Linked DNA regions of Mus musculus: region 2 is linked to region 1. Evidence: chromatin loops called from intact Hi-C (ENCODE). Cell type or tissue: left cerebral cortex. All regions are shown on one strand. Each heading gives the region's core, and the rest is flanking DNA. Links, peaks and the distances in the headings are about the cores only.

What was found. Hi-C counts contacts between places; a loop is a spot of excess contacts. Peaks named below come from ENCODE experiments on the same cell type or tissue, not always from the same donor. Only the 100,000 strongest peaks of a DNase experiment are listed, where the experiment ranks them.
Region 2: it touches region 1 in a loop (2.2-fold over the local background); 4 of 42 quality-filtered maps call a loop at or near these places.

What each region holds. Positions count from the first base shown.
Region 1 is chr9:40,446,005-40,456,602 of GRCm38, forward strand. Gramd1b (GRAM domain containing 1B) reads right to left here and starts at 9,760. Exons shown (of 20, transcript NM_172768.2): 1 at 9,290-9,760. The coding sequence starts at 9,666. In left cerebral cortex, for the core only: a CTCF peak has its summit at 6,363 (motif pointing right); a DNase peak (open chromatin) is centred at 4,090; H3K27ac peaks cover 358 bases.
Region 2 is chr9:40,499,631-40,510,228 of GRCm38, forward strand. It overlaps a transcript of Gramd1b not described here. Among named protein-coding and RNA genes, the nearest start is that of Gm35177, 42 kb to the right of the region's middle. In left cerebral cortex, for the core only: no CTCF peak of the experiment used is centred there; DNase peaks (open chromatin) are centred at 6,134 and 7,171; H3K27ac peaks cover 1,747 bases.

The DNA of each region.
Region 1 (10,598 bases), core at 3,652-8,651:
CTTCAGAGCAGTGGGTTTATAGAGAAACAGAACATGAATCTGTGCTTACAGTCAACAACAGAGGAACGAAGGGGACATTCCCGCCAGGTAGGTTGTGTCCCTTTATGGCAGACCTCAGAAAGAAAGTCAGGGAGGAATGCTGGCTTGATAATTTGCTTTCTAGTGCCAGAACAGAATACACAAGCCTGGATAATTATGATGGCCAGAGTTTGATTTGGGTCTTGCCTACAGAGGCACCATGGCAGCACACACTGCTGAAGGTCTTCCTAATGCTTCCTTTCAGGTGGAAGGGGCACCACAAGGTGAGACAGTAAGCAGCCTAGCTTTGGTGTCTCTCTTCTTATAAAGTCATCAGCGGCAGGCATCATGAAGTCTCCACCCTCGTGACATGTTTTTTCCTAATTGCATCCTATGGGTTGGAACTCTCAACAACATTGACATGAATTCGGGGATAAAGATTCATATATAAGTGCTGGGCACTCTCAGTCAAACCATAGCAGATGTCTTTGGAGCTAGGAGTTAAACCCAGGTCAGACAACCACACAACAGCCCCGAACTACTCACTCATAGCTCGACTTTTCTTTTCATCTTTCTTCTTTTCTCCTCACACAATCTCAATGTTTTTTCCCCCTACCTGATACAGAAGTCATACAGATAAAGCTGAGTGTGGTAGTGCACACCTTTAATACCAGCTCTTGAAAGGTAGATCTCTGAGAGGTCCCAGCCAACCTGATCTACATAGTGAGTTCCAAGATGGCCTAGGACTATAAGATAGATAGACCCTGTCACAAAGGAGAAGGAGGAGGAGAGGAGGAAGAAGAGGAGGAGGAGGAGGAGGGGAGGAAGAGGAGGAAGGGAAGGAGGAGGAGGAAGCACACACACACACACACACACACAGAGGGGGAGGTGTAAATTCAGCCAGGGCTGAGGATATAGCTCAGTAGTCTCCAATCTAGGTGGCCCTGGGTTCTAATCTCAGCACCATGAAAAATGGGACACACCAGGGAGATTAAGACAAAAGGATCAGAAGTTCAAAGTTATTCTCAGCTACATAATGAGTTCAAAGCCAGCCCGAGATTCATGAAACTCTGGCTTAAACAACAATTAATGCAGCTGTGTTGCCTATTGTTCAAGATGGCCCCCTAGTCACCCCACCTCCTACAAATGGGGGACACAGGAGAAGAACCTCTTGACTGGCACTACAGCCAGAAGTGTGGACCATCATGATGACTGAACCCAAAGCTCCTTCTACAAAACCTTTGGGCACAGATGAAGAAGTAACAGTGACACAGAGAGAAAACCATGGGGCCATATGATGATCTTAATTCAATACTGCACCAGCCACCTAACAGAGGCTCAAACGAAGGGGTCACACCTGTGCTCGGTTCACTCATGCCAGAAACTTGAGAAGGCAAAGGTTTACCTTGCTGAGGCCACTCCTGCCCTTGGAGTCTGTTAAGTCAAGCAGAAAACTGCAAATGTGAGTGGCCTCCACTGGGAGATGCTTCCACATGACAGCGCTGAGTTAACCAAGCTAGTTACTCCTGACTGAACGGGCTTTGAGAGATGTGCCACTGGCTCTGAACTGCTGCAGTCCTGTTACAAGAAAACCCTGAGGCAAACTCAAGGGATGGCCTGTAGTATCATACAAGGCATGCATAGCTTTTGTCCCAGGTTCCAGTCAAGGCTGTCTGAAAACCCACAGAATCAGCAGTGAGTGTCTTACAGACCATGAGCCCCCTCGATACACCTGAATTTATTATAGAGGGGGATTCATAATCCCCAAAGCCCCACCCCCATTGAAAAACTGAACAAGAAAAAAAGAATACCAGGAAATAATATGGCACTGAGGGTCAAGATTATTAACTATTTTCCTACTTCCTACTGCCCTAAATTTTACAATTAGTTAGTTATTTTATTAGACTGTCTATGATGGTTGACTTTATATAGTATTTAAAATGACTTCTTTTACAACAAGTTTGAAGACCCTTGGAGAGCTGTTTAAAAAGGTGTCACTAAGCTGCACATAGTGACAAACATCTGTATAGCATTTTCTAGACTGGGGCAGGAGGCCTGTGAGTGTGAGAACAGTCTGAATAAAATAGTTGAGGCTATAAAACAAGACCCTATCTGAAGATAGATAGATAGATAGATAGATAGATAGATAGATAGATAGATAGATAGATAGATAGATAGATAGATAGATAGAGCGAGCGAGCGAGAAGCTAGGCATACTTTGTACTTTCTGATGTAATCCCAGCACTCAGGAAGTGACTCCAGGGACATCAGGAGTCTATAACCATCCTCTGCTACATAGTATTTTCAAGGCTAGCCTAGGCTACAAGAGACCCTGTCTGAAACAAACAAAAAGTGTCACTTGACTAACCATCTACTGTCTTGCTGCATTTTCCTCCTTATTGGGACAAATCCTGCTATGCTCACTGTTTGACTCAGTTTTTTTTTTTCATTGCTGTAGCAAACTACTTGCAGCAGGCTACTGTAAACACTCACATTTTATTCACATTTCTTAAGGTTCAAGGGCTCACACCCAGCAGAATCCAAAGGTAGCAGAGTATCAAAATAGCAAGAGATGAAGACCTAAGGCTTGTTTTGTGCCCTTCCTTCTGACATAGCAACCAGGATTCAATCATCAGGGCGCTATGGAAGTGACCTGTGTACCTCATTATACTACACCCAAACTGGGCCCACAGACAAATTCTTTTACCATGGTTGAAAAAGAAAGTGAGGAAAGAGCTTGTTATCTTTCTCATTCCTTCTCTCTGCATCATCATTTCATGGCTAAACTCACTAACCAGGAAGAGCAAAACAGCAAACAGCAGTGGTCAGACCTCAAGGCAGAGGAGAGGATAGGCCTGACTGGAGCAATGCGCTATCAGGATAAAGCCCTAAAAAGAGCCTAATGCTCTAGAGATGCCAGAGTCAGTTAGGGGCTGACAAAGATTTCACAGGTCACAGGTCTGAAACTCAGCTTATAAGTCACTATGGCTTGTCAGGTCACCTCATTTTTTTTTAAATCTCATCTTCAGATCAGGTGTGAACAATGTGAGTCTTGGCTCTGTCAAAGAATGCACAGGAAACAGAGAAAGCTTCACACCCCATGACTAAGAACAAAAACTCTTTGGGGGGGGGGTCCTCCAGAGAAATACCCCAAGGTCTTTTTTTTAATCACTGTCTTCTACCAACAGCCTTAGCTATGCACAGACATATTTTTCTAGCACTTTTAAACTATTCAACTTTACTCAAAAATCTAGAAACACAATTGAAAACATCTGAAATCAATACTACCCCACTATTTTATTTATTTATTCACTTATTTATTTATGAGGTATGGGGGTAGGGGTTGAACCTATAGCTACATGCCTGCTAAACAGGCCCTCTACCATTGAGATACACCACCAGCTCAATACTGCCTCTAGAAGTGACATGTGACTGCTATTGGGAGCATGGGGTGGCAGGCCCTTTCCAACAGCTCAAAGCATCAGCATCCTGTCTCCTTTCTCCCACTGGAAAGGCCAGGTTTGATTTTCATTCTGTATTCCTGAGAGAGGTTTTGACTCTCTCCCCAGAGAGAGGGAAGCCCCCTCCATCTTTGAAGTTGTTGGGCCCCCCAAGATAATTAAAACCTATGTCCTCCTTCCCACCAGATGCATGGCAGCCTGGTAAGTCACACACATCTTTGGTCTGTAAGGGGGAGATCCTAAGAAGACAGAAAGACCGTGCCAGAAAGGCCTCTCAGTCTACCTAAAGCTCTTTGTACACACGGCAGCCCAGCAACCATGTGGACATCGGAACACCTGCTCCAGAGCTGGCAGCTTACTCACTAGGGTCAGGAAGAAAATTCCCCACTGGCAGCTTAGCCATTGTGGCGCCTTAATGAAAACTGAGCACACCAGAAGCAACCATCAGTGACTAGCCTAGCAACTGGGGGATACACAGTATCTGGGAAGAACTAACCAAGATGGGGGTGGGATTTATCACCGGTTACTCTACCCCACACCCATCCTGGTTTCCTGTGATTGGCTGAGCACATAACCACATGGAAACTCCAGAAATACCAACTCCCACAGAGGAACCAGGCCAGCGTAAATCAGCCCACGGGGCTCCATCTCCACGTCTCAGTTTCCATAAACTATTTTAATCTAGAAACCACATCTATAGGCAAAGGCAGGCTGCCTCTTCTGGGGGAGTCCACCTAAACCATCATTGTCACCCACACGCAGCTGTACTTCCCACCCCCACCCTCCCCACCCAAACTGGCCCAGCAGCTTCCCCTGTCTTGTGAATACCCATCTTGCACAAGCAGCTCCTCCACACCTACACCTTCTCAAGCATGTGAGGCCAGTAGCACAGAACTCTAAAGAACTCGGCACTGGCACAAGCACAGAGTTCACCTCCTAGCCTTGCTCTTGTTAGACCAGGAACAAGTTAATCTCTCCTACCGCAGCCTCTTCCCCCCACGAAGCCTACCCCACGGGTTTGTCATGAGGATTAACAATGATCATGTATTTAAGACACTTAGCAGGAAACTTGGCACAAAATAAGACTCACTCCCAGCCTCAAGGAATTATGGGACGGGTAGAAGTCTTCCCTTCTTAACCCTATCCTGAGTTGATTGCTCACGTTGTACGTCGTTAACCATTCACAGTCCCTTTGCATGGATTTGTTGCTTTGTGTTAAAGAGGGATGAGAGTTTTTTTTCTCTACCACACAGAGCAGGGCTGAATAGATAACTATATAAAGAATAACCAAATCGAGGCTGATTGAGTAGACGTCTGGATGAACAAGCTCACCCTGCTCCCTGCAAACTGCCTGAAATTTGAAGCAACTCTTCCTCCAACTGTCAGAGAGACGGAGAATCAAGATAAACAGCAAAGATATAAACCTGCAAACCGCCATCCAGTTAGCACAGCCCCCTAGAGTTACGCTAACACACCAGGTTGGGCAGAACTGGTGCAAACCATTACTAAAGGTCAGATGTGGAGCTAAACAAAAACTAGTAGCTAGCTTGCTAGCCTGTGAGCAGATGCTAAGGGTAAGGTTGTCCCATAGAAAAGGGTGCAGGATGGCTGAGTGAGAGGTAATCTAGACCATCATAGTCAGGATTGTGTCCAAGGGAGACAAGCAAAGAAATTCTTCTGTGTTCACCAGAAAGACAGGCTGCAGTTTCGCATGGCCCAATTCACTTGTCACTTGTCAGCTGTCTTTCTCCTTTCATAAGATACATCCTGGGAGACATGGCATTGCCTGATCCCCGATTTTCTCACGGAATTCAGGAGACCCTGAACCTCTCAGTTTGTGTTTTTTTAAACCTTTACCACCACCATTCCTGACCAAGAGATTTGGGGACACGTGCGGTTATTAATTCTTTTCTTCCTGTTTTATTGTTGTTGGTGGTTTGTAACAGTACTTATTCAAAGAGCTTGTCCCATCAAGTTATTCACTGCTCAGAACCTGCACATGCTCCGCACTGAGCTGATTCCACTTTGTATAGGAAGAAACTGAAGCCAGATGTGACATACACTTGTAATCTCAGCATTTGGGAGTAGAGACAAGAAGATCAATAGTCCAAGGCCAAGCTTGGATACATGAGACTCTGCCTAAATAAACAAGTGAATGAATGAATGAATGAATGAATGAATGAATAAAATTATCTAGTCTCGAGCATTTTGTTATATCAAACAAAACAGACAACAGTACAATGGTCATCCCCTTCCATCTTCAATAGATATTTATTCTTTTAAAATTCAGCTCTCTATTTTAAAAAGCAGATTAGTGGATACCTAAAGCTGATGGAGCTTATGGGTGCTAACTAAAGGGAATGGCTGTGTGAGAGTCTCTCTCTCTCTCTCTCTCTCTGTGTCTGTCTCTGTCTCTGTCTCTGTCTCTCTCTCTCTGTCTGTCTCTCTCTGTCTGTCTGTCTCTCTCTCTCTCTCTCTCTCTCTCTCTGTGTGTGTGTGTGTGTGTGTGTGTGTGTGTGTTTGCGCACGCTGATAAAAGGTGTTTTAAAATTAACTGTGGGGATGCATGTACACGTCTATCACTACAAAAATTGGATTAAATACTTCTTTTCATCCTGGTATTAAATATCAGGTATTAATTATCCTACAGGTCGTAGTACGTCTGCAAGTCCTCTATTGCTGATGTAGACTCTGAGCTTCAAACCCAGGAGATTGCAGGTTGTGTGGCAGCTAAATCATATTTCAATAAATCTATCTTATAAACCTCAGCTCTGGAGCTATCTCCCCCTCCCCTAAAAATTTCTCAGACTTGTGAATAAGGAGGATTTCACTTCAGAAAGAGGAAATAGACTTACTCGTTACTGGCATTTCTTCAGTGAACATCTATGGGTCACCACAAGAGGGCAGGTACCAGACAGTGAAAACACAGGATGGACAAGGGTGGGCGCATAGGCCACGGTCGTGTTGTTTTGTCTGAGTTTGGCTCTGATTTTGTATTGGTTATTTTGTGTGTAGAGGGTACAGCATCAATTAGCCAAGACTGGTCTCAAATTCACTATATAGGCAAGGATCGCCTACATTCCCAGACCAGTCTGCCCTTTTGTACATACACAGTTGGCCTTCTGTATCTCCAAGTTCTGTATCTCCAGATTCAATGGATTACAGATAGAAAGAACGCAGGAAAACTATACTGACTAGGTTTAGACTTTATTTTAGACTAGATTCCCACTAGATGTTTATTTTAGTTCAGGCTGGCCCTATGTTACCAATCATCCTGTTTCAGCCCTCCCTAGTGCACAAATTACAGACGTGCACCTCTATGCACATACAAAACAGACTTCATGTCCTTATCCTTGTTCTTTAAATAATACTGTACAGCAATCTTCAGATAGCATTTGCATGATGCTAGGTATTAGAAGTTACCTAGAGAGGATTTAAAGTGTATGAGAGCATGGGCCATCAAGATGGATCGATCAGTGGACAAAGACACTTGCTACTGAGCCTAAAGGACTTGAGTTTAAGTCCTGGAATCTGCATGGTATGAGGAGAAAATCAATTCCTGAAGGTTATCCTCTGACCTCCACACACTCACACACTCACACTCACAAACACACACACACACACACACACACACAGAGAGAGAGAGAGAGAGAAAGAGAGAGAGGGAGAGAGGGAGAGAGAGAGAGAGAAAAATGAAAAATTACATCTGTGGGAAAATATGTATGGGTTGAGCAAATAATATGCCACTTTCTATAAGCAACTTGGTGACCTCAGAGCGACCTGGACCCAACCTCCAGTCTCCATGGATACCAGAGGATGAGCCCAGCCTCCATGGATACCAGAGGATGAGCAGATGCTCATTTTCTTCCAACCCAATAAACAAGCACATAAAAGAACTGTCTTAAGTCATACTCAGGAGGTAAAATAAACTTCCTCTTTCCAATACCATCCTCCCCACTTCAACAACAACAAAAACTATCCTACCATACCTTTAAACAACTCTCAAGATCAGAACCATTTTCCTTACATTTCCTCGGTTCCACCAGCCTCCATTACCCAGCAGTGCAAGACTATCTCCATGTTGTTGTCTGTACTTGTGCCTCTTTCAGGGTCTCTCACATTTGAGGGAAAAGTACCTGAGTCACAGTTTAGTTTGAGATTAGCCCCCACCAGTCCTCACTTTCCCTTGCCCTGTCAAAAGGGAAACAGGGTGGCGTGCCTGAAGAGAAAAACCTGTTGCCCCCAAGGTCCATAGCTGGGAGAACATGTGCAGCCATTGCAATCAGGAAAGACCTCCTGCTTACCCCAGCCCAGGCCCTCAGTACCTCCACAAAGACACATCACATGCTTGTTTCTGTTGATTCTGGCCACGTTGTTCCCTAAGTCCATCATATGCACCTGACCTCATGCTCATGTCACTGTTTTCTTTTGTTTTGTTTTTTTTCCTAGCTTCATTTGTCATCATTTGAGCCCCTCTCTCCTCGGCCTTTTCCTACATCTCCAAGGTTACCTTTTCTTGTACAGTGACTACAGATGACAGAGTGTAAATCTTCCAATGGCTCCATCACTTCCGTGTGAATGAAACTCGCATGTCTCAGCTGCTTCCGTTATATGGTTAGTTGGTTCGGATTTGGCTTGGCTTGGCTTGGTTTCATTTAGGTTTGGGGTTTTTAAGAGGTCAACCTTTCCGTGTAACCTCCATGTATCTCAGACCCCAAGGATCCTCCTCCTCTTCTTCCTGAGTTCTAGGCCTACAAGCAGGTGCCACACAGCTTTATTTATTTATTTTATGTTGGAAGTGCTAGGGGCACCTGTATGCTAGGCAAACTTTTTAAAAGTGTCCTATCAAGCTTAGCTTCCACACCCCTTCATACCCTGGAGACCCCCTCAAGATCCCCACACTTGCTGGTGTCACTTTTGAGCTTTTGAGACCCACTCAATAAGTGATAATGAACGAAAGTGAAATGATAGGGTGAATGAACTCCCATTAGTTACCACCAGCAGCAATAACAGCAACACCCCGCCCCCTCTAATAGTACAGACCTCTGCTAATGGTCATACCCCGAGTCCAGAAGTAAATTGAAGAGGGGACATGGTATCCATGAGTAGCGGGGACTCCATGCCACCATGGGCAACTTCCTGAAGCAACACACACACACATTACCCTGTGAGCTTCATGCTAGTTCTTGAATGTGAACAGCAAACATCTCCCTAGCAAAACTGAAGCTGGCACGGTGATCGATCGTGAGATGTGTCCGTGATGTGGTAGAAAATGTGAATACGTCACCTCTCCATAGGCAACATGGACCTGTACCAGCAGGGTAGTGTAGGAAAAAGAAAATGACAAAAAGTGAAATGGGATTCGGAAGTCCATGTGGAGGCGTCACTTAAACTTCTGTCACTAGTCTCCCGACACCTCCACCTGTACAATGGAATCATAGCCTAATACTATCTACCTAATTTCTCCAAATTCCATCCTCAGGTGAAGCCCTCACCACAGACAGTAGTCTGCGCACAGTAAGGGCTTAAGAGATAATAAAAGATAACACTGTATTGGCCATTTTGCTGTGAGGGTCAAGAAATGAAACGCAGCATGAACCTATGTCAAACACATCAAGTAATGTAAAGTCCCTAGTTCTAGGCTGTGTGGTAGCCCTGGTGCCCTGGCAGTGCCTGAAGACGCCAAGGTGACGCGATAAGCTCCTTCTTTGATCCCGGAAGTTTCCACCAGAATGCCCTAGGGTCCTAGACCGCCCTGGGGAGGGGCGAGAGGTTCAGGGGAAGACTGCTGGAGAGAAACTGGAACCTACCTGCTTTCACTGCATTCTTTCCGCTCCCTCACCCTCAGCCACTTGCGGAGCAGGAAGCGTTTTCGGCGCGGGGACGCACTGGGTGTGGAGCAGTTGGACCACGGGGTGTCCTCGTCGCTGGAGGGCGTAATCTCAATGGACGGCAGTTGCAGGAACTCCTTGCCGGGGGCCAGGACGCCGGGTAGGTCCGGGGCTACCAACCCCGCCTCCAGGCTCTGCTCCTGCACGTTCTTCATCCGGCGCATCTTAAAGCGCCGGCGGCGAAGCGTGGGGGTGGACGAGCTGGACCACACCGCGCTGCCCTCGGGTGCGCCCTGAGGTTCTGGCACCTGCAGGGCGGGCAGCTGCAGGTTCTCCATCATGTTGGCCGCCGGCATCGGGGTCCCTGGCCGCTGCTCCGTGCCCTCCGCCTGCAGCCTGGCTCGAGGCTTCCTCTCTCGGCTCCCTACCCTGGGGCCCGTGGCACTATCCCCTCTCACGTTCAGCGGGAGGCTCGAGCCTGCCAGTAGATCAAGTTCCTTTTCCTGGAGCGCCGCGAGGAGGGGACTGAAGGGGACGCCGCCTCCTGCGGTCTAGAACTTTAAGAAGCGCGCTTCCTCGCTCAGTCCGACGAGGGAAGAGGCGACCCGGGACGCAGTGACAGTCGCCTGCCAAGCTTTGCCACCCGGCTGCCCTCCTGGGGCTCCCCTTCGCGTGCCCGTGTGTTTGTCTTCCGCTGCGCCCGCTTGCTCGCTTGCTCTCTCTGCCGGTGTCTTTGCCTTAGCGGGACTCGGCGGCCCCGGACCCCAGGGAACTGCGCAGCAAACTCTCAGTGGTTTGCGTTCAGCCGACTGCGTTGGGGAGCCGGCTTGGCGCTGCAGGAGAGTGGAGGACTGGAAGAAGAGGCGGTGGTAGGAGGGAGAGGAAAGAGAGAGAGAGAGAGAGAGAGAGCAAGGGAGACACTAGATAAAAACAAAAAAAGGTGGAGTAGGTGGAGGGGGGTGGGGGCTGAGGAGGGAGTGGGTTGCTAGCCTGAAAGGACACGCACAGGCAGCGACAGCCAGCGACAGCCTTGTAACTGTACACGGAATCCCTTGGGGAGGGACTATACCTCCGAGTCAAGGCTGCTCCAATCAGCCTAATGAAATAGGAGCACAATCCAAACTTTCTCAAGGCAACGATTGGCTAAGCAGCTCTGGTTAGCAAACTCCCTGTTTTTTTTTCCCCTGGGGGAGGGGAATCAATGGATTTAGCCCTCCCTCGCAGACCACCCAAGATACAGGGTTGAAGGAAAACTGGGTGACTTTTCAGCCAAATCTCTCTCCTAAGA
Region 2 (10,598 bases), core at 3,371-8,370, 53 kb after region 1:
ACTGTTGATATTAACTTTTTATAACTTGGTGAATGTTTTAGTCCACTCAAGCTGCTATTACAATATACTCCAAAGTGGATAGCATTTTTTTAAACTTAAAATCTGTAACTACATTTTTATTTGTGTGTGTGTACCTGTGTGTGTGTGTGTGTGTGTGCGCGCACACATGTGTATGCATGTTTCAGGATGCTCATAGAGACACCCCATGGGAGGTGGCGCTCTCTTTCCACCTGTGAGTCATAAGGACTGAACTCAAGTCATCAGACTCGGAGGTAGGTTCCTTCTCCTGCTGAGCATGTCCCCAGCTGGATAGCTTCTGAAAATCTGGAAGTTTTTCTCACAGTTTGACAGGCTAGAACTCCAAGCTCGGGGGATCCCAGGATGATTAGAATCTTGTGAGGGTCACTTCCAGCTGTGTCTGTGCATGGCAGACGAGGACCTGGTCATTTAAAGGGAAAATGTTTCTAAAAATTAGAAAGGTTAAAGGTTAAATGTTGTGGGTGGGTTTAATGCTTGGTTTTATGTATGGTGAGAATCAGAAAACACAACTTCGGGACATCTGGGGGTCAGCAAAGCCTACTCCCCGAAAGGAAAGGGCATGCATCGCATCTCTTGCTTTCTGGAAAGGTGAGCACAGAGCAGAGGCAGGGGATGGCTACAGCCCTGTGAGAAGCCTTAGAATCCACTCTCCTGGCAGGAAGGTCGCGCTCCCCGCAGTGCCCCACTTTCTTCTGCCATCTCAAGAATGCTGCTTCGGTGGCTTTGGGGAGGTTCTTTTTACTTCCAACGTTGCTTCTAGATACAGTCTGTCAGTGGTGGGAAATATGGGGTTTTGTGTAGGTCCGTATGTCAGCAAACACTTTGCCTTTCTGCAGTACATGGCTATCTCCTGCAAGCCGTGACTCCAAGGAGGATGGTGCCAAAACCCAGGGACACTTCATACCCAGAACTGTTACTCACAGAGTCAGATGATCCTCGGAGGGCCAGCATCTCAGTCTCCAACAGCTTTGCACCGCATCCTGTGTGACTCTGAGACCCTTAGACTCTGAGACTTCCACTGGCCCCTTCTACTTGTCCAGAGAGGAACCCTAACACAAAATAATCACTCAATGTCCCATGAGAGTTCTTCATCCAAAGCTGGAGTCCAGTCTAACATGCACTCAAGAAACAGCAAACATTCCTTCCTTCTTCCCTTGTGCAGACTCCAGACCCAGTGTGATGTCACTTCCCTCCCCTTAAGGGCAAGTCTGGGAGGACTGAGCAACCCAGAGCCAGTCCCCAGGGACCAAAACCTTTAAGACATAATAGTTTACAAGCCATGATTAAAGTAAAAATCCAGGAATGGATAGAAGTGTGTTTCTTTTTAAAGACTGAGGAAAGAAAATCCCAGGGGAATTAGTCCCTTACTCTACCCTGGATCCTCTTTTGAAGAGAACTAGAAGTCATCACTACAAATCAGCCCCCAGATCTGTGACATTAATTATATATATATATATATATATATATATATATATATATATATATATATATATATATATCAGAAGGAAGGCAGTCAGAGAAAGGAAAAGTAGGTATGTAAATTTGAATATAATCTTCTTGATAGTTATTTAAAGTTGGAATTAGGATCTTACTTTGTAGGGAAACCTGATTGTGAAAGAGTTTAATATTGTATAGTCAGTTCAAACTTTGAATTCCAAATCAAATCTATCACTGTCTACAAAGCATAATGCTGAAGGCTAGAAAGAGAGCCAAGAGACAGATGCAATTGCACATGCATTAGCGTGAACACAAACATACACAGAGTCAAGGGCAAGGACTATGGTCTCATCATCCAATGTCACTCATCCCACAGTCCCGTCAAAGCCCACAAAGCATGCCTAAAAGATCAGTTTATCCTATGGGGATGATCAGGCTATGGTGTCTCTAACGGAGCCTAGCAATAGAGGAAGAGGGTATCAAGCCAGCAACACTCCCTAGCAGAATGGGAATGTACATTGTGATATGTGACTCAATGTGGCCTGGGAGACCTTTGGAAATGGAGAAGTTGATCTAGATTTTCACCATAGGGAAAAAAATTGTGAGAACTGAACACAGACATGGAGGTCATCATATTATGTGACGTGAGCCAGCTTCACCAAGAAATGGGCTGGGTATGGTGGCACATGCATTTAATCGAAGTACCCAGGAGGCAGAGGTAGGGGTGTTTCTGTGGGCTCAAAGTCAGAGGTCACCTTGGGCTACATATTGAGTTCCATGTCACCCAGAGCTAAACAGGGAGATCCTGTCTTGAAAGAAAGAAAGAAAGAAAGAAAGAAAGAAAGAAAGAAAGAAAGAAAGAAAGAAAGAAAGAAAGAAAGAAAGAAAGAAAGAAAGAAAGAAAGAAAACAAAGAGGAGAGGGAGGGAGGAAGGGAGGGGGGGAGGGAGGGAGGGGAAAGGGAGAAAGAAAGAAAGAAAGAAAGAAAGAAAGAAAGAAAGAAAGAAAGAAAGAAAGAAAGAAAGAAAGAAAGAAAGAAAGAAAGAAAGAAAGAAAGAAAGGGAGGGAGGGAGGGAGGGAGGGAGGGAGGGAGGAAGGGAGGGAAAGATAAGAAGGAACCCAGGAATGGGTAGGAGTATGTTTCTTTTTAAATAATCTGGAAGAAGAAAACTACAAGAAGGAAAGAACCACTAGAGAGCAAGATGCTAAAAAGTTAGAAGAGGAAAAATTAAGTCAGGAAGTGAGGTAGCTTCCATACTGATCTTAGGTAAAAGAATTATGAAGAAAATAGCGTGCATTGAACCCTTTTAAACAAGATAACCTTGAAGCCAGGGAGAAGAAGGTTCTCACAGATGTACAGAGAAAGGTCATCGTTAATTCTCAACCATGAAAAGAGTTGATCATCACCTACATCTCACGGATGAAGAAGCTGGAACTTTGGAGGTTGGTGACTTGTCCAAGGCCCGTGTTTAACAGCAGCAGGGCTGGGGATTCGAGTTAATATGATTCAGCTTGAGAGCACAGCTCTCCTCCACATAATCAAGCTGTCACACTTTAGAAATGGAGTGAGCTAAAGGAGGAAAAGATGGAACTAGGAAACACTTGTTAAATCAAGCGAGCCCAGGTCTACACTTGCCATTCTGAGTGTACCTGCCCCTCATCCACACTCTGCCAGTCAGAGCTGATTCTTGCCACAAGCCTCCATCTTGCTCTGTGGTGCAGGAGGCTGGCTCTCAAGAGCAACAGAGCCAGCTCTCTCACCCACTGGCTTCTGTCTAGGTCTTGCCAAGGGAGGTGCTGGTTGGAGACAGGAATACAGGAGGAGAGTGGAGACAGACTTGTGCCTTTTCCACTCATACCATCATCTCTCCCTCTATGCTTTGATTTGTATCTTTGTACCAAAGGCAACAGCCTGAGTCAGGCAGATCTCTACAGTGGCCACCGGCACTGTTCCCAGTGTGAGTGCTTCCTGTATCCCTGATCATCTCTTTGCTTCAGCTACACCTTTGAAAAGAATCCTAGAGACTCTCCTCTGTTACCCTAGGTGGGCCATCTCTGTCCCGACAAGCCACCGGCTCACATGTTCCCAGGTGCTTTTTCATAATATATATCACATTCTCGACCTTCATCCACACATCGGACACACAGATAGCCAGCTGCAAGGTCTTCAGAATACAAACACTGATATGAAAGAGTTCAAAGCTGAACCCTGGAATCCGATGACAGCTTAAAGCTCATAACCCAGATAAATTATGAACCAACCGTGCCTAATCGTGAAACTTAGTGTTTTCAGCTTTTCTCAAATGCCTTGAAGAAACAAATCCTGAGTTTAGCTAACCTAGGTCCAGAACTAGATAGAGAAGTATCAGATCTGAAGTTACAATTAGGTTCCAGTTCAAAGCTCTCCCCAGTTCTGGCCTTGAAAGGGAAGCGAGCCAATCCTTCTGCTATGAATCAAACACTGAGATAGGAACCTAATTTAAAATATTAATTTGCCTTTCAAAAGGACCGTGGAGGGAAGGAGCACCCTCTGAGCTACTGCCTGCTCCTCTCCTTTCCAGTTCCCCACACATTTTGTCTTTCCATCAAAGCCATCCATTTATGTTTGGAAGGTGAAAACACCTAAGGTTTAGTTTCCACATGTAGTTTTTCCTCATGTTCTGACCTAGCAGCTCAGAACAATGGGCAGAAGTCTCCTCTGCCCTAGGACAGTACTTCCCACCATGTGGGCATAGGACAACAGGAGCTGGTACCAATCTTTATTCTCTTAAAAGCCTCCAGTCCCAGCCTGTGTCTTCAGACCCATGGCTACTATATTTTTCCCTCCCACCCCGTTTGTTTGTTTGTTTGTTTGTTTGTTTGTTTGTTTTTCAAGACAGGGTTTCTCTGTGTAGCCCTGGCTGTCCTGGAACTCACTTTGTAGCCCAGGCTGGCCTAGAACTCACAGAGTTCTGCCTCTGCTTCTGGGAGTGCTGGGATTAAAGGCGTGCATCACCACCATTGATCTTTATTTTTTCCTTTTATCTGATCCTCATTCACTTCATTCTTAATACAAATAAATGCACAAAAATGTAGCAGGTTCTTTGTTTTTTTCTACTAGCTTTTACTTATTGTTTGTTTGAACACACACACACACACACACACACACACACACGAGACAGAGACAGAGAGAGAGAGTATCATAGTCCCAAGATATGGCTCTTTTGGTATGTCTGCACAGGTTGCGCTCCATGTATATCTCATCTCTTAGTGTCTTTGCTGAGACATCTCAGCCGCATGGGACCCGTTCAACCCACGTTAGCCTCTAAACTACAAATGATGTTCCAGCCCTAAGGCACCAGCATTTTTTTTATGCATGCATGAAGCCTGCCAACCATACAAAGAACTGGCACTCGTGAATCTCAGTTTTGCCCCACTCTCCTTGAGTTGGTCCAGAGCATTACAAAGAATGGCCTGAAATCTCAGGAATGTGATTTTCTAGTTAGAGCCAGATCAAATCTACTCCAGAGTCAGCAGTGCCCACACTGCCCCTTGGACGTTAGATCTAGTCAACATTTAGTTCTGGGTGTCTGGCTTGGTTGGAAAACTTATATGGACTCTGCATTCCTTTTCTCTGTTGAGGGGACCCTCCATACCAAGCCCCACTCACAAACCCATCTCCAGATTTACTCTGGGTTTTGAAGGTCTGTGGATGCTAACATAATTTTCCCAAAAGGACTTCACTCAACACATAACACATTTCCAAAACGGGGGGGGGGGGAGATTTTGATTGGTAGCCCTCACTCTCATCTCAACTGGACTTGAACCCCAGTTGCGCCCATGAGTGTTTACAGAGATGTTTACCTGAAGAAGGAAGCACGTGAGAGGTACCTTACCAGGGCTGAGGTCCTAAGCTGAACAAAAGAGAGGAAGTGACCTGAGCACCGACCTTCATCTCCTTTTGATTCCTTGCTGTGGACACAGTGTGGGCAGCTGCCTCGTGCCCTTGGCACCATGCTCTCCCCAACAGTGATAAGCTGTGCCTCTCAAACTGCCAGCCCTAGTAAGCTCTTCCTTCTTGCCCGCCTTCCTTCTTCCCTTCTCTCTCTCCCCAACCTCCTTCCCTCCCTTCCTCCTATCTTTCCTTTCCCCCTTCCTTCTTTTCCTCCTTCTTTATGTTGCCTCTTGCCAGGTATTTGGTCACAGCAATGAGAAAAGTAACTTATACGGGGATTCCATTCTGGTCACAGTTCAAGGTCTGATGGATTTGGGTTTATCTCCAGAGGTCTGCATGTCTGTTAAGGTTTCGAGACTAGTCTTGCACAATAGCCCAACACCGGAGAAAAGCACCTGGATTCACTAAAGCATTGGCTTAGATTCAGTTCCACCGATAGGCAAAGTGCACCTGGGATGACTTCCAGGCCTTCCCATCTCAGTCCAGGAAAATGAAGGCTGTGGAGGTGCTTGAGGTGCGACTCTTCTAACCAGAGCATGCCTCATAACAAAAGGAAAAACATGGCTGGGCCTTTTCCTATGAAACACACCAGATTTGAGGTTTCATGAGGCTGCCAGGCATCTACTCAGCAACAGCAGCATCCTTGTAAAGCTTTGGCTCTTGGGGCCATTGTCATCACCATCTGTTCAGTTCTAAGAGACTCGGGGACTCCAGAAGCTGATCTAAAAAACCACCCTGGAAAGGGCAGAAGAGAGAGTGGGAAGAAGAGTGAACGAGACACTCTTAGAGTCCCACAGAATGAGCAACACTTGCTCGTCTCACCTCTACTCAAGAATCCCCTACCTCTTGGACCAGGGGTTCCCATGGAAACCTCAGAAGTTCTATCTATAGGAAGAGGAAAAAAATGTTTTTTAAAAAAATAAGAAGCATCGTTAAGTATGTGTGAATTTGCCTGGAGGAAGGCAGGCAAGATAGACGGGGTTCACATAAAGAGAACAAGAGCCCATCGTTGCTGTGACACCTTAAAAGACCGCATAGAAACCACACTGAACTTTAGGCACTGAGCCAGGAGGGAGGTGAGGTAGGGAGGGAGGTGAGAGGCACCAGAAAGCAGCCACACGCATAAGCTGCTAGGAGGGCAAGAGACTACCAAGAGCGACCTCATCAAAAGAACAGGGAAAGAAGCACAAAGAGTAAGCAAAGAACTGAGCTGGTGGTTGGATCCCAACTGGAATTCTGTATCATGTTAAGCCAAGCACAGTCAACTGATAAAATAAAATAAAGTAAAGTAAAATAAAATAAAATAATGACAACAAAAAGAATAACCCTTAGAACTGCCCAATAAATAGACAAAAAAACAGTGAAACAGAAGGTCTGAATTTCTCTAAAGAAGGGGGTGGCCAATAAGCACATAGAAAGATAGTGAACATCAGTAGCCATTGGGAAATAGAAATCAAAACCACAGTGAGATGCACCATACACCCTCTAGGATGATTATAATACAAAAAGCAGGTGACAGCTGTGGTGGTTAATCTTCATTGTCCATTTGATCAGATTTAGTTACTTTGGAGTCATATCTCTGGGCATTTCTGCAAGGGTGCGTCTAAAGAGCTTTATCTGAGGAAGGAAGACTCATCCTGACACCCTAGACTGGGACCACAGGCAGGATAAAAAGAGAAAAGGAGAAGGCTGGCTCAGCACTAGCCTCCAGTCCTCTCGGCTTCCTGGCAGAGGAAGCAATGTGGCCAGCTGCCTTAGGCTCCTGCTGCCTTCCCACCACCATAGACGCTATCCCTTTTTAAAGCATTAACCAGAATAAACCTTTCTTTCCTTAAGTTGCTTTTTAAGCAAAGAGGAAAGCAACTAATATAAAAACAGTGTTGATGAGGATGGAGAGAATCTGGACTCTCCATATATAAATAGGATTGTTACTTTGAAAGACAGTCTAACAGCCTCCCCTGCCTCATACGCACACACAAAAATGTAAGACTGTCATCATATGACCAGAAATTCCATACCCAGTTACTTACCAAGAGAATTGGGTGCTTATAGCCACACACATGAAAAAAAAAAACCCTTTTATTCATGCTAGCATTAAAGAGCCTAACTGTCCATCAACTGATAACTCAAATGTGGTCCATATACACAGGGGCTATCATTCAGTCTTGAGAAGAATACATTGTTCATTCAGATGCTTGAATATAGGTGACCCTTTAAAACACTGCTCTATGATTTCATTCATAAGAGATAGTGGGGACAAAGCAAATCCATCAGACATGATGCAGACTGATGACTGTCCAAGGTTGGCAAGATGGAGGAATGAGGAGAAACTATTAACACACACAGGACTTATTTGGGGGTGTGAGATAGACTGGAGATTGTTGTAATGACAATTGTACAACTCTGTGAGTATGCTAAAAAATAAAAATCACTGGGTTGTACACTTCAAAATGAGCAAATTTTGTGTGGCTTGTGAAATACAGTTCAGGAGAGCTGTAGACAATACAGATCTGCAGCACTGTGACACTGCCTCTATAGCGTGTTCTGATGAGCACATCACGGCTTCTGCACTGTTAGACACAACTGCACCCATGTACATCAATATTACATATGCACACATATACACACATTTTAGCAGTGTGAGGGGCATCTCTTTACAGTTTTCATCTTGGATAAGCACCTCCCTGGGTCTTCCTAGTCCTGGCCCTGAAGTATGGTAACACACTGCTACAGTTTGCATCTGGACTTTCCCCACAAAGGGCCATGGGTTAAAGGATTATTCTTTATCTGGGTTCTTTTGGGAGTTGATGAAGACTTCCAGAGGCACAGCCTAGTAGGAAGTCTTCTAATCCTTGGTAGAATGCCCTTGAAGAGGAGTGGGACCCTTCCTGCTTCTCCTTCCTCCTTTTGACCTCCCAGTCATGAAGCAAACAGCTTCCCCCTTCTGCTCACTCCCACCATGGTGTTCTAACTCACCACAGGCCCAAAATCAACATGAAGAGGTGACTATGGACTGAAGCTATTTGTACCATGGGCCAAAGTAAACCATGTGTCTCCTTGATAAGCTGATTATCTCAGGTATGTTACAAAAATAGAAGCAGATGAGTACAGCCATGACAAATTAAAGAGCAGTCCCTGACACGAAGGGAGATAGTGGCACTTCTTTCACTCCTCACACCTGCCCTCTGCCTTTTCTTACCTCAGATGTCAACTACAAGGCTTACCATGAACTCTCCTGACATAAAGCTTCTGCCCTTTCATGCACATTTCCCCACTGGCTTTTAGAATGTGTGTGTGTGTGTGTGTGTGTGTGTGTGTGTGTACATATAAAAATGGGGAAAAAGGAAGAAAAGAAAATATATTCTACAAATGTAAGAGTATGAAATGGATCCTTAGGAAATTTGTATAATCTCAAAACATGGTTTTATGGAGCATTTCGAAAGCAAAGCTGTTGCCAATAGCAGCCAGGAAGGTGGTACAGAATCCAAGGAATGACAAACAAATCCTATTGCTGCTGTTTTTTAAAACACAGTTATTAGACTATGATAAGAGACTGGGGAATTGCCAGGCATAATGTATTCCAGCACTGCATCTAGCGGGTTCTGTGTATCATTGTAAACATGAACGTCAGAGAAAAAGATTTTCATATAAGGAAAACCCATAGTGATTTGATTGATGATGTACACACACACACACACACACACACACACAAAACTCAGTATATGATGTGCAGAATAGTTTCAACAAGTTCTCAGTTCCAAGTGTCTGAAGTGGCTCTGCTGTATAGTCACACTGGAACCATGATCAGGTCTTGAGTGTTCTAATTTAAGGGGACACCAAGTCAACAAGAGGACAGTCAGGATAGACTTGCTGACTTAATTGATCATGAAACTCTTCTTTTGTAGACAAGTTCTCATTATATATCCCAAGCTGACCTGAAACTCACTGTGTAGCCTAGGCTCACCTCAGACTCATGTTGACCTCTGTTTCAACTGAAGGCTTGGATTGTAGACAAGAGCCACCACATCCTTTTAAAACACTTTTTTTTCCTGATGCTGGGGAGGGAAGAAGAACAGAGGGGCTAAGGAGATGATTCCGCCAGTAAAGCTCTAGACGTGCAAACATAAGGAACGAAGTTTGGATCTCTGGCACTCATACTGTGGCAAGGTTCACTTGGAATTTCCACCACCAGAGTGGCAGATACAGGAGGATCCCTGAGACCTGATAACCTGCTAATTTAACTCCATCAATAAGCTCCCAGTTCTGTGAGAGACCTTGTCTTTAAAAAAAAAGTTGACCTCTGACCTCCACAAACATGGCCACACCCAAGTATCGGTGCCTCCCCCGACAAATGGAAAGGTTCTTCGACGTATAGTTGAAAATCCATATGAGTGTGTGGCGGTTACTTTTAAATAGGTGAAAGAATGGAAAGGGAAGGAGTGTGAAGTCAGCTACCTACAACCTACAACCCACAGGGGCAGAACCAAAGCCAGAGGCCAGAGGTTATTTGAAAACATAAATAACACCAGCTCAGCAAGTCAAGTGTTCGTCCTCACAGCCCAAGCTGTTCTGCAATCCAGAGGTCTGCCTTGTAAGGTTAGTGGACGGCTACAGATGGGATTTACACAGTTAGATGAAGCTGGACCACCTGTCTCCCTGGATCCCTTCCAAATCAGAGATACTAAGAACATGTGTCTGTTTTCTTCTTATCCTTCTATCCCGTCACACAACGTGAGGCAGTAGATGTGTGTTTGGAAGGAGTTCTTTTTATTTAAGATTTATTTATATATTTTATGTATATGAGTACACGGTTGCTCTCTTCAGACACACCGGAAAAGGACACCAGATTTCATCACAGATGGTTGGGACTCATCATGCGGTTGCTGAGAATTGAACTCAGGACCTCTGGAAGGACAGTCAGTGCTCTTAACCACTGAGCCATCTCTCCAGCCCCCTGAAAGGAGTTCTCAAGCTATCCCCTGGTGCTTTTGCCTCAGTCCATCCCTGTAACCCTGCTCTGGACCTCTCCCCCTTCTCTGCTTTGCCCACGCTTCCTCTGTTCTTCTTGAGGATAACAGGACAGATTGCCCACACCCTTCTCTCAAGCCCCTCCTGAAATCGAGGAGTTCAAGATGCCTTTAATTGGGGATGGGGCGTGGGGGGGGGCTGTACAAAAAAGAAGGCTGAAG